Linked DNA regions of Homo sapiens: all the other regions are linked to region 3. Evidence: chromatin loops called from intact Hi-C (ENCODE). Cell type or tissue: Caco-2. All regions are shown on one strand.

The links. Hi-C counts contacts between places; a loop is a spot of excess contacts. Peaks named below come from ENCODE experiments on the same cell type or tissue, not always from the same donor. Only the 100,000 strongest peaks of a DNase experiment are listed, where the experiment ranks them.
Region 1: it touches region 3 in a loop (11-fold over the local background); 9 of 110 quality-filtered maps call a loop at or near these places.
Region 2: a loop joins it to region 3, with 6 times the contacts of the local background. A loop is called at or near these places in 2 of 110 quality-filtered maps.

The regions. Positions count from the first base shown.
Region 1 is chr4:142,984,047-142,986,546 of GRCh38, forward strand. The region is part of intron 1 of USP38-DT (USP38 divergent transcript); the gene reads right to left. Among named protein-coding and RNA genes, the nearest start is that of INPP4B, 140 kb to the left of the region's middle. In Caco-2, a CTCF peak has its summit at 1,384 (motif pointing right); no DNase peak of the experiment used is centred here.
Region 2 is chr4:143,088,120-143,090,619 of GRCh38, forward strand. The region is part of intron 1 of USP38-DT (USP38 divergent transcript); the gene reads right to left. Among named protein-coding and RNA genes, the nearest start is that of USP38-DT, 95 kb to the right of the region's middle. In Caco-2, no CTCF peak of the experiment used is centred here; a DNase peak (open chromatin) is centred at 1,392.
Region 3 is chr4:143,178,183-143,180,682 of GRCh38, forward strand. All of the region lies in intron 1 of USP38-DT (USP38 divergent transcript), which reads right to left. Among named protein-coding and RNA genes, the nearest start is that of USP38-DT, 5.4 kb to the right of the region's middle. In Caco-2, no CTCF peak of the experiment used is centred here; a DNase peak (open chromatin) is centred at 959.

The DNA.
Region 1 (2,500 bases), 190 kb before region 3:
GACCTCAGATATACTGCCAGGATGGTGAAGAAGTCTCTGTGGCACTCCAAAGAATTAACATCGGCAGTCTGCGGTCTACAAAGACATCAGTGACAATGATAGTTAAGTGGTAAAACTTTTGTTACTCTCTCGAAGTCCCCAAGCACCCCATCCCATCCCTGTGGGAGCCTATTCAGCAGATAGACAGAGAAGAGGAGAACAAATGGGAGAAGGGCAGTGAAATAACAGACCTTGTCTTGGCTCTTGATGCTTTCTAGGATTATATCAGTAAAAAGGATCCAGGAGCTAACTTCAAAGGGTTACCACAGCTCACAAATGAAATAAATTGAGCATGGATAGGAATATTGACTGCAATAATTTGAAATGTATCTAATATGTTAAAATCTTGGATGCTTTAACAACAAAAAAGGAAAAGGAGCCAATGTTTACCGTAGGAAGATGCTAAATAAACAAATAATTATCCTGAAAACCAATACATAAAGAGAAAAAATCAGGAGTACAAGAATAAAACACCATGGAAGTTGTATAATGAAACTTAAGCTCAGAGTCTCCAGAGTTCAGTGCAATCTCCAGCACACAGTAGCAAATTAATAAATAATTTTAAATTAAAGGCAAAAAAGAGGGACATCAGAAAGATGGGGGAATATGAAGCATTTTATCTTCCTCCTCCCCATAGACAGACAAATTCAACAATAACAATACATGGACCAATTCCCTGTATGAGAAGTCCAGAAACGAACTGAGGGGCTCCTAAACCACAGGCAAGAGCAACACGAGCCTAACTGAAGATGGTGGAAAAATTCAAGGTTCCTCCTCTCAACCACATGATCAACAACAACAATAACAAAACCAGTTCCCAATTTTCTACCTGGGGAGATAAGAAAAGGACTGGACCATACTTCAAAAGTTATGACTTTTCTGGGTGCTGCCCAAGGTTTATTTCTGCCTGGCTGAATCTGAATGCTGTCAGGAAAGGTCCCCAGTTGGAAGCCACTGAGAACAAAAGCAGCAGGTTGGACTTGCATGCACATACTTTCCATATGCCCTCCCTCTGGCTCAGTCCTGAGTCAGTGGGGCAAAACCCTCAAATCCCAACTTCTCCCTGGAGAGAGAAAGAGTTGAATTGTTCATTCATCATTCCAAATTTTCCAGGGACTGCCTGAGGGATGGTTTTTGTTGTTGTTGTTGTTGTTGTTTGTTTGTTTGTTTGTTTGTTTTTCTCACCTGTCTCAGAATACCCACAGGACCCAGTATACTCTAGGTGCCTTAGGAAGGACTGTTGAGAACAACCACAGAAAAAGAGCTTGGGGCGTGCTGCTGCCCCAGAAGACCCATACAGCAAAGAACACCAGAGGGAGCAAGAGATTACAAACGCCGGAAGGAAAAAAAAAAAGCTGGCAAATCCAGCTAATTTGGATAACACAACTTCAGATAAAATGCATACAGAGACATTTGAGAGGCCCCCAGTATCTCTGGCTGGGCTGACTGGTGAGGGTCTTCTCCCATACAAGGCCAGTCTGTGAAGACTGGTAGGGATGTCTATTTTTCCTAATATGCAGATGCCAACACAAAAAGTCAAGGAAAACGAAGAAACAAGAAAATACAGCCAGAACAAAGGAACAATATATAAAGCATCAGAAACCAACTCTAATAAAACAGAGATGTATGATTTATCTAACAGATAATTCAAATTAACCATATAAATATCCTCAATGAGCTCAGGAGAAAAATGTATAAGCAAAATGAGAATTTCAACGTAGAGCTAGAAAGTATTTTTAAAGTGCTAAACAGAAATCTTTGAGTAAAAGAATACAGTAACTACACTGAAAAATTCACTAGAAGGATTCACTAGAAGACTAGATGAAGGAGAACAAAGAATCAGTAAACTCAAAAAACATTGAAAAGACAACCTATGGAGTGGAAGAAAATATTTGCAAACTATATATCTGATAAGGGGTTAAGAGATTTTCTACAAATTATATTATGTAACCTATAAACAGAGACAATTTTACTTCTTCCTTTCTGATTTGGATGCCTCTTTTTTTCCTGCCTAATTTCTCTGGCTCAGATTTCCAATATTATGTTGAATAGAAGTAACAAGAGAGGACATAATTGCTTCTTTCATGATCTTAGAGGAAAAGCTTTCAGTTTTTCATTAATGAGTAGCTGTGAGCCTTTTACTTCTGCCCTGTTTTATGTATTGGTATTTTTTTTCTATTCCCTAGTTTGTTGAGTTTTTTAAATCATTAAACAGTATTGATTTATATTAAATGCATTTCTGCATCTGCTGAGATGGTCTTGTGGTTTCTATCCTTTGTTCTGTTCATGTATTTTATCACATTGATTGATTTTCATATGCTGAACCATCCTTATGTCACAGGCATTAATACCATTTGACATGGTGTATTTTATTTCTTGGTTTGCTAGTATTTTATGGGGATTTGGTCATCTTATGGTGTCTTTGTATGAGTTTGATATCAGGGTAATGTTGGCCTCATGA
Region 2 (2,500 bases), 90 kb before region 3:
TCCCTCTCTAAAAGACTCTGGAATTCTAGACTTCTATCCCTGTATCAAGCCCATTCACCTGATCACCTGCCTCAGCCATTGCTGTCAACCTCCAAGGTATCATGTTTCTCCAGCATCATGACAAACTCAGGGCTTCTCTAAGAGGCTTCCCTGAGTTATGGAAAGGAAAGCAAGGATGGAAAACTCTTTTGCTGTTCTCTCCCTCATGTTTCAGGATCCTCTACCTGATCCAAGGAGGGCTTTTGTCTTCTCCCTGTATAACTTTCCTTCACCCTCCCTGCCCTAGAGGTTAGAGTAAAATTTTATCTTAGTCCCCCAAGCTTTGAGTATTGATTATTAACCCATTTCCCATTTGCCCTGAGAGTACTTATCTCCAATCCTAATGTAACATCATATACTTTTCTGTTACATTAGGATTAGAGACAAGTGCTGTTTAGAAATAACTCCATGAACAGTTTTCGTATTTTATTTTCACATTAAAAATCAGTCAGATTTGCTTCGGCCTCAAAAAGCATGTTTATGTATAATTAAATGAGCCCTGGAAGTGAGCTGCACCTTTTATTGCTAAATGGGAAATGGGTTAAAGGGAAGCTTTTGGAATTCAGGAACCCCTTTTCTCCTTGGGGTGACTACCTCTTGCAACTGAAAGCTTGGCCTTCAAGATTACTGTCATACTATGAACTATTAAATTCAAAACTTATCAGTGATCTCATTATTCTAGTCTGTCTTTGCCTTCTTCCTAAATCAATGAATGGGAGAAGAACACTAAGATGACAAGAATGATTTCAGTAAAGAGGAATAGAGAACCCCAGTTTAAAAATCTCCAAAAAGGATTGTTCTGCTTATATTTGAGTAATTACTTAGAAAATGTCAATTTCTCTCACCATGCTGCAAATGTCTTTACAACAGGGACTATATCTGTTTCCCTCCCAGTGTGTTCCCAGTTAATGAAGACATGGTCCTTGCCCTGGCAGTGTTAGACTGCTCAGACAGACAATTAAACAAACAATTACAATGCAATGTGTTTTGTTCTAAAACAAGAAACTGTAAAGCACCTTAGAAGAACATTTGAGGGTGACAACCCAGACTTGAGCACCAGAGAAGGATCCCTGGAGGAATTAATAGATAAACTGGGACCTGAAGCGTAAAGAGAAGTTAGTCAAATAAAGGCCATTTGTGAAGAACTCTCTATAAATTATGCTCCAGAGTTTGGATTTTTTTTTCTAAAGGCAATAAAAAGCCATTGAAGGATATAAATAGGGGATTGGGACCTTTTAAAAGGTCACACTGTAGGATAGAAATTGAATATAGAAGAATGTGTGGAGGTGGGAAAGGCTGTTAGGAAATGTTGGTTGAATTCCAAGCAAGTCTGGAATTCCAGGGGGCCTGGCCCAGGATGATGACAGTAAGAACAGAGAGAGGTACATGAGTTGCTGATAAAGTAAGGAAGGAGCAAGAGGAATTTAGGACATTAGCTAGATTTCTGGCTTAGGCAATTGGGTGATGACACTGACCAGTATGAAAAAGAGGTATAGAAACAGTTTTGTGAGCAATTTCCAAATGCATTTAGAACAGTTATACATAGTGGCTCCAGGTTCATTTATTCATCAATAAATACTTTGATTGTGAAAAAGGTCATTTTCACAAATTCCTCCTTACTAGCAATAATCACTTTACCTTTCCAAGATTTGGAGAGCATTAGGGACTATTGTTTCAGCACCTACCCTTTAATCTCACTTCAACAGAGGCAAAAAACTTTTTCTGTAAAGGGCCAGATAATAAATATTTTTGACTTTGAATATCATACAGTTTTGTCACCACTATGCAATTCTGCCACTGTAGCAAAAAGCAGCTGTAAAAAAAATTTTAAATAAATGGGTGTGGCTCTGTTCCAATAAAACTTTATTTATAAAAATAGACAATGGGCAGGATTTGGCCCACAGGTCCAACTTTGCCAAACTCTGACCTAGAGTTATGTTTCCCAGCACATCCCAGCATTGTGTAATGTTTCCATACCCCTGGATACACTTTGTGAAAGGAAAATATCTTGGACCCCCAAAATCACTAAGGAAAACTCAAGCTGGAAACTGCTTAGGGCAAACTTGCCTCCCATTCTATTCAAAGTCACTCTTCTGTTCATTGAGATAGAGGCATATCTTATTTGCCTCCTTTGGAAAGGCTAACCAGAAACTCAAAATAATGTAACCATTTCTGTATCACCTACCTGTGACCTGGAAGCTCCCTCCCCACTTCCAGTGTTCCTGCCTTTGCTTCAAGTTGTCCTGCCTTTCTAGACTGAACCAATGTACTTCTTACATATATTGATTGATGTCTCATGTTAAGGGAGGAGACCACCCCTCATATTGTCTTATGCCCAATTTCGGCCTCCAAAGAAAGAAGAAATAAAATCTAAAAGGCAGAAATGAAATCCACAGGCAGACAGCCCGGCACCACACCCTGGGACTGGTTGTTAAAGATCGACCACTGACCTAACCGGTTA
Region 3 (2,500 bases):
TCTGCCCAAATACAGGAGCCCATATAATAACTCATAGGGGGACAATCCCAAGTCTTTTCTTGGGACTTCCTAAGGAGTGCTATTGGGAGACATTTTGTCCAAGGCATTTTAGTTTATTAGTTTGGTGAAATGCTTTTTGAGAGTTTCAGTCATTCCTTCTACCTTTCCAGAGGAAGGGGGATGCCAAGGGGTGTAATAATCCCATCTAATTTGTAAACCTTCCATAATTCCCCTTAACACCCGGGAGGTAAATTGGCTGCCATTGTCTGAATCAACGTTTTTCACCAGGCCAAATCTAGGTACAGTCTGTTATAATATTATTTTGACTACATTCCTGGCAGTGGCTGTTGGAAGGGGAAAGGCTTCCACCCAGCTGGAAAGGTAACCTATAATCACCAGTAAATACTTCAGTCTTCCTACTTTGGGTATTTATGTGAAATCTACTTGAATGCTCTGAAATGGTCTTAGTCCAGGAGGTCTTCCTCCCATGAACTGTTTTCTAATCACCTCTTTGTTTATCCTTTGACAAGTTACACAACTTCCACATACTTGTTTAGCGAGGGTATAAATCCCTATCTATCCATAATTCTTAAATATTGCATCACACGGACTCTGGGGTCCCCAGTGACTCCCTTTGGGGAGTAATACAGACATCAGTTCTCTCATCAGGGGTTTACTTATCATTTCTCTCCCATCAGAAAGTACCCATTTCCCATCTTCAGTTTGAGTGACCCCTATCCTGCCTAATTCTTCCTTCTTCTCTCTGGTAAACTGAGGCCTTAATACCACCTTAGGGATGTCTGGTATCAGGCTAAATAGTCTAATTTCTTCCTCCAGGGAGGCTTGCCTAGCAGCTTCATCCACAAACCTGTTTCCTACAGCTTCTATAGTGTTCCCGTTCTGATGATCATTTACATGAACTATGGCTACCTCTGCTGGAAGCAGGAGACTTTCTAAAACCTGTTTGACCAGTTCCCCGTGTACCAATTCTTTTCCCTTGCTATTTATTAGGCCCCGCTCTGTCCAGATTTTTCCAAAAGTGTGTACCACCCCATAGGCACATTTAGAATCAGTATATATATTTCCTTCCTGGCCTTCAAGGAGCTTTAGGGCCTGGTCAAGAGCATGTAATTCACATTTTTGGGCCGACCAGCCATTAGGTAATCTACCTTTCTCACATAATGAGTGTTTATTTCCATCAAAGACAGCATAACCATTAAGTCCCTTGCCATCTATCACTCCGGATGACCCATCCACAAACAGTCTAATCCATCACGTAGTGGAGCTTCCCTAAGGTCTGGTCTAACTTTGGCTTGGTATTCTATGGTATCTAAGCAGTTATGATCTGATGTCTCTTTGTTCTGGTCTCCTTTCCATAGGACACTGGCTGGATTCAGGCAAGTATCTGGTGTTACAACCAAATAATCTTTTTCTAGTAATATGGCTTCATATTTTAGAATCTGAGAATCCACTAACCATCTCCCAGCTTTCTGATTTAATATATTCCTGACCTGGTGTGGGGTGTTTACTATTAGGGCCCCACCAAACATTAGCTTTCGACTCTCCTCTACCAGCAGGGCTGTCGCAGCTACTGCTTGCACACATTCAGATCACCCCTGAGAGACAGGATCGAGAAGCTTGGAGACAAAAGCAACAGGTTGCCTCTTCCCTCCCCAGGTTTGAGTGAGCACCCCAAGGGCCATGCCCCGGTCTACTGTTACAAACAGATAGAATGGTTTCTCTAAAGATGGGAGGGCCAGGACCAGGACTGTAATGAGGGCCTGCTTTAGCTCTTTCACTGCCTTAATTTCATCTAGGGACCATTACAAGGGATTGGGCTCCTCTTCTAGTAACTTGAGATACAGAATTTTGTCTTTTAAGCATATGAGTCAATCCATAACCTACTGTAGCCAGTTAAACCTAAAAATTTTTGGAGTTTTCTCTTTGTCTTAGGCAAAGGCAAACCCACTATTCCCAATATTCTGAGTTTATTATCCACTTCCCTTCACCAATCAGGTGTCCTAAATATTTAACTTCTTTTTCTACAAACTGCAATTTGTTCTTAGAGACTCGCAATCCCCTTTCTCAAAGAAAATAAGGCAAGATTATGGTGGTTTCTGATCACTCGGCCTTCCTTTTGCCAGATATTAAAAGTTCATCTACATATTGTAACAACTGGGTTCCCCTGGAAGGTTGGAATTCCTCCAGGACTAAGATTTGACCAAATAAGTTTGGGGCTTCTGTGAAACCCTGTAGCAGTACAGTCCAGTGGTACTGTTGTTTTCTCCCAGTTATAGAATTTTCTCATTTCTTTTTTGCCTATGAACATCCAGTTACTCCAGCACCATTTGTTGAAAACACCATCCTTCCTTCACTGAATGGCTTTTGAATCTCTGTCAAAAATCAGTTTGGTGTATTTGTGTGGGTCTAGGTTATTGTTGCCCATTTCACTGATCTATGTGTCTCTCTGCCATTACCATACTGTCTTAATTACCCTGGC